Linked DNA regions of Homo sapiens: region 1 is linked to region 2. Evidence: chromatin loops called from intact Hi-C (ENCODE). Cell type or tissue: ascending aorta. All regions are shown on one strand. Links, peaks and the distances in the headings refer to the core of each region. The heading gives the core; the rest is flanking DNA.

Region 1 (2,922 bases), core at 175-2,674, 80 kb after region 2:
TCCATGTTGGTCAGGCTGGTCTTAAACTCCCGACCTCAGGTGATCCGCCCGCCTCTGCCTCCCAAAGTACTGGGATTACAAGTGTGAGCCACTGTGCTCGGCCTATTTTATTGTTTTTAGAGACAGGGTCTCACATTTTCTCTCTTATCATTTAAACTTTAAAATTTTTTTCTCATTTAATTTTTCTTTCTTCATTTCTATCTTACGTGTTGCATCAGTGCGTTCTCTTTTATGTTACTTTTGGTTTGACTTCAAGGTTATGATGAGCTATGATTGTGCCACTGAACTTCAGCCTGGACAACAGAGTGAGCCTCTTTCTTCTGTTCTTCGCCTGGCTGACTCCTACTCACCCTCCAGATCTCAGCTGGAAAAGTCCACTCCCCAGGGAGACCTCCCTGACTCCCCTAAACTCAGCAACCTGGGATTCTGTACGTTTTTTCCTGGCGCACAGGGTCAGCACACATTTTCATCCAAGGATGGACAGTAGGGGCACTCTGTCAGCCCACAAGGCCTTGTTAGGATGATAGCACAATTTCTATTTGGCTTTCTGAAATACTGACAATAGTACTGGGGTCCCCATGACACGGGTAACTAGAGTTCCTGGGCACCTTCAAATGAAAGGAGAGTCTTGGTGAGAGGGGTGGAGGAAATGCCAGATGCCTCCTGTGGGCTTTAAATCCAATGAAGAGGGACAGAAAATTCAGCAGGGCTGTGTCCTGGGATTGTTTGGGCAAAACCATGAGTGTCGACCAGGAGCAGGGTGGGGTTCTGGTCCATGGAGCTCTCTGGAGGAACAGAGACTAAGCTGCCTTCCTGAGACAGCTTTGGTTTTTCTTTTAATTGTGTTTTAATTGCGCAAGTGACATTTAAACAGCACTAAAGGCAATGTTTAAAGAGAAATAAAACTATTGGATCACATCCATCTTACACATCTGATGAGTTGGAAAGAGCACCGAACATGGAGTCCAACACACCAGGGTTGGCACGCCTCTCTGCTAATTACTGCCTGCACCACCTCAGGCAGGTTTTCTTGCCCTTCTCTTTGCCTTAGCTGCCTTACCTGTAAAGGGGAATGACTCTTAGCTCACAGGGAGCTGGGGAGAACTGGAGGATTCAGTGAGATCGTATGTGTATAAGCCCTGGGCATGGAGTCAGGGCTATGGGGGCACTCAGTAAGGTTTCTCTCTTTTATCAAGGCAACTGTGTTCATTTTCTTATATTCTCTGCCAAGCTTCGATCAAGTCCAGATGAACATTTCGCACACGGTGATGATGCTTTAAGTTTAGTTCTGCAATCTGCTTGCAAACTTTCTATGTCATAAACACTCGTTTCAACATTTTCATAATTATTTTATGGTGGAACACCATGCCATTGAGCCAATATATCATTATTTATGTAACCATTCTTCTGCCATTGGACATTTCTCAGTTATGGATGGTTCTATATTTAATTCTGCATTCTATGATACTGTTGCTATCATTTGTAGCTCATTTGTGGAAGACTGAGTATTCTTCCATATTTTACTTACTATTTCTATTTAGTTACTTAAATTGCCTGCTCATGACCTTTGTACCCATCTGTCTTAGCAACTCAGATATTTTTTATTGATGTGTATAAAATCTTTACACCACGTAGCTATTAGCCATTTTCCATTTTCCCCACTCCCAGGTGACATTTTAGTTTTAGTTATTTTTCTATTATACACACCCTAAACGTTTTATCTTTCCATCTTTGCATTTGTGATTTCTTTGAGTTTATACAACAAATATTATGTGAACATCTGATCTGGATGGCAGGTGCATGAAGAGGTATGGGAGTAAAGGACACTCCAGTTCCTGACTCCAGAAGGCCTCAGTTAAGTTGGGAATACAAACTGGAAAACAATTACAATATTGCCCTGCTAAGTTCTAGAAGAGTAAAGAATTGCAACAGCAGCAGAGGTTGTTTGCACGCTCCCTCTCTCTCTGTACCGGGCCCCATTCTAAGAACTTGCATATACTATCTCATTTAAAACCACAACAATCCTGTGATTTAGCTACTATTTTTAGCCCCATTTTACAGACGAGGAGAATGATCCTCAGAATGGCCACACGACTTACCTAAGCACCAACAGCCAATAAGAGCTGAAGCCAGTATTCGAAATCAGGCAGTTGGACTTCAGAGCTTGCCTTCTTAACTACCATACAAAACTAGCTGTTAGGGCAAGGATGTGGTGGTGATGCCAACAGAGGTGATAGGCATGGAGGTGTACATCAAGGAAACCCTCCAGGAGGAGGTGAGTCAAAGCTGAGAATAGAAAGACAGAGACAACTTCACCATCAGGCAAGGGGGTGTGGAGGAACGGACATTCCATGAATAAGGAAGAGCTCTTCCAAAGGTTTGGAGACGTAGCCCCTTGAGAGATGGTAAGCTGGCCAGAAGCCTCAAAGTTGAGGTGGTTCTATTATTGTTTACGTTTCCTTTATCTGTTTCTTCATCACAGGCTCCATGTTAGGTGCTGGAGATACAGTGATGAACAAGATATTCAAGGTACCTGCCTACCTGGAGTTTACAGTCTAATTGAGGGACACAGGAAGGAAGCTGTACTGACCATTTATCTTTCACTGCTGCTCAACAATTTAAAAAATTCCTGTCTGTGAGACTCTGTCTCAAAAAATGAATAAATAAAATTAAAAGAAAGAATACATGTAAAATGCTTAGCACACAATAAACACACAAGTATTGGTTCCCTTTCCTTTCCTCTTGTTTTCTGGAGGATTTTTACTTATTGTGGAAAAGAAAGCAATCCTTTCAGCATTTCCTTTTGTGTGTGTGTGTGTGTGTGTGTGTGTGTGTGTGTGTGTGTGTGTGTTTTCTTTTCGTTTTTAGAGAGGTCTTGCTCTGTTGCCCAGACTGGAGTGCAGTGGCGTGATCATAGCTCAC
Region 2 (2,922 bases), core at 326-2,825:
TTTCTGATAACTCACAACCCTACCAATGCTACTCTCAACAAGTTCACAGAGGTAAGATTGTGGCATGGTCTACTTTTTGGATTGATTTCTAGGTAAAATCCCATTAAAAAATTCTCTTAGCACAAAGCCATTTATTCTGTATTTGGAGTCATCCTGCCAATCCTGGTTTGAATTGGGTTGGGTTAGTTACAGCAGATTTTTTCAAGAACATTTTGTGAAATTTGGGGACTGTAGAGATATCTAGTACTGTTTTCTCTGTGTTCTTTCTACATTTATTGACAGGTTTTTTTGGTCAAACATTCAGTAATGATAATTAACATTTATTGACCACGATATGCACTTAGCATTATAACAAACAATGTTACACATTATGCAACGAGCAGTGTTTGTGCTTAAGGTCACAAATACAAAAACCCTATGAGGTGTAGCTACCATTATTTCCCTCTTACCAATGAGGAAACAGGTTCAGAGCCATTTAGTAATTTGCCTAATGGCACATAGTATGTGGTGGAACTAATGTACTTGCCTAGGTGTCTGACACTAAAAACCATTCTGTATGTACTTCAGATATTCTAACCACCTTTGATGAAAAGGCACCCCCAGACTACTTCGTTGTAATAATCGTATACAAGGGTCCAGAAACTTGGGTGAAGGAAAGGTGGTAGAGGTAGTATTTTTATGTCAGATCCTTAATATTTTTTCTATTGGTAGGAGAAAAAACTCTTTGTACTTCTTTGAGCAAGCATTTGAACATAAGTTTTTTTTTTTTTTTGGGAGATGGAGTCTCGCTCTTCGCCAGGCTGGAGTGCAGTGGCACTATCTCGGCTCACTGCAAGTTCCCCCTCCCGGGTTCACGCCATTCTCCTGCCTCAGCCTCCCTGATAGCTGGGACTACAGGCACCTGCCACCACTCCCGGCTAATTTTTTGTATTTCTAGTAGAGACGGGATTTCACCATGTTAGCCAGGATGGTCTTGATCTCCTGACCTTGTGATCTGTCACCTCGGCCTCCCAAAGTGCTGGGATTACAGGCATGAGCCACCGTGCCCAGCCCTTTTTTTTTTTTTTTTTTTTGAGACGGAGTGCAGTGGCACGATCTTGGCTCACTGCAACCTGCACCTCCCAGGTTTAAGCGATTCTCCTGCCTCAGCTCCCAAGTAGCTGGGACTACAGGCGCGCGCCACCACACCCAGCTAATTTTTGTATTTTTAGTAGAGACGAAGTTTCACCGTGTTGGCCAGGATGGTCTTGATCTCTTGACCTCGTGATCCGCCTTCCTCGGCCTCCCAAAATGCTGGGATTACAGGCGTGAGCCACTGTGCCTGACCAGAACATAAGCTTTTTAATCATTCTTGGGTTGTTGAGTTTAAATGATTTTTCTTGCTGTATTTATGGAGTAGAGTTAGAAAGGTGGGTGAACTCTTAGTGATTTTCATTTTATAGATGGGAAAACTGAGACCAAAAGAGGATTTGACTTGCTTAAGGTCACAAATACCATAAAAAATTTTATCGCAACTTTTCAATGAATGGCTATTACAGAGTTTATTTTAATGGGATTTTATTTGTATTTTGAAACATTTTTAAAATTCCTGACAATACTTCTACCTTTCTTGAGTCTGTATTATAAGAAGGCCTTTTTGTGAAAAATGAAGTCCTTTAGCAATTAAAATAATTTTACACTTTAGATAACTAAATGATGGACCCTTCTTATAGGATATCACTGTGCCTGCTTATTTATACTTATAATTCCCTGAGCTTCTTAACTTTGTATACACAGCGTACAAGTTGATTCTACGCCTGTATGCCCTCAGATTGTTCAGTCACCTTTAAGCCTGGCTGAATTATGTGGTACTATTTTCAACCTGTGGATTCCTTGGCCATAGTCTCCAGAAGTGGCACAGGCCACTGTCCTCCTGCAACTATAAAAAAGATATTGGTAGCCCCTTGAAGATAGGTAGTCACTGGGTTAGGGATTCACCGTAGGGAGAGTTTTAAAGGAGCAAGGCTTCTGGCTATAACTGCATTAGCTGTCTTTTTAATATACCACTTTTTTTCTTAATTTCAGAATTTTATTTCTTTAAAAAAAGCATGTTTATTTCATAAAAATATAAAGATACAGATAAGCAAAAAGAATTTAACAACATTTAATTGTTAATAACTGGCTTCTAGATGTTTTTCTCTGCATATATCTGTGTGTATTCATAAATACACATACAGATAGGATCACACTATATATTTTTTAAAATCTTTCCCCATCTTCCTTGGTATTGTTTTTATAGCTGTCATAGTGTTCACTATATGGATGTGCCATACTTCTTTAATCATTCCCTTATTTTTGGACCATTAATGTGGTTTCTAATTTTTCACCATTCCAGTTTGTGGTGAATGTGCTGTTACCTAAATATTTGTATATGTCTTTAATTATTTCTTTTGTATAAACTCCCAGAAGTAGAATTTTTAGGTTGCAGTGTATGTGAACTTTTGTGTAAGTTTTCACGTTATGCTACCAAACTGCCCTTTAGAAAGGTGAGTCTCACACTGCCACTGAGATTTCATGAGTGTCCATTGAATATATAACCACAGTGAGAACAATTCTGATCTTTGTCTAAAAATGATATCTCATTGTTTTAATTTATAATAGTAGATTTCTTTTTTTTTTTTTTTTTTTTTTTTTTTGGAGACGGAGTCTCGCTCTGTCGCCCAGGCTGGAGTGCAGTGGCACGATCTCGGCTCACTGCAATATCTGCCTCCTGGGTTCAAGCGATTCTCCTGCCTCAGCCTCCTGAGTAGCTGGGATTACAGGCCCGCACCACCACACTCAGCTGATCTTTGTATTTTTAATAGAGACGGGGTTTCACTATGTTGGTCAGGCTGGTCTCGAACTCCTTACCTTGTGATATGCCCGCCTCAGGCCTCCCAAAGT

What was found. Hi-C counts contacts between places; a loop is a spot of excess contacts. Peaks named below come from ENCODE experiments on the same cell type or tissue, not always from the same donor. Only the 100,000 strongest peaks of a DNase experiment are listed, where the experiment ranks them.
Region 1: a loop joins it to region 2, with 3 times the contacts of the local background. A loop is called at or near these places in 2 of 110 quality-filtered maps.

Annotation. Positions count from the first base shown.
Region 1 is chr1:31,835,973-31,838,894 of GRCh38, reverse strand. No RefSeq gene overlaps it. Among named protein-coding and RNA genes, the nearest start is that of SPOCD1, 21 kb to the right of the region's middle. RefSeq lists a silencer at 380-563. In ascending aorta, for the core only: no CTCF peak of the experiment used is centred there; no DNase peak of the experiment used is centred there.
Region 2 is chr1:31,916,099-31,919,020 of GRCh38, reverse strand. PTP4A2 (protein tyrosine phosphatase 4A2) reads left to right here. Exons shown (of 6, transcript NM_080391.4): 2 at 1-51. Among named protein-coding and RNA genes, the nearest start is that of PTP4A2, 21 kb to the left of the region's middle. In ascending aorta, for the core only: no CTCF peak of the experiment used is centred there; no DNase peak of the experiment used is centred there.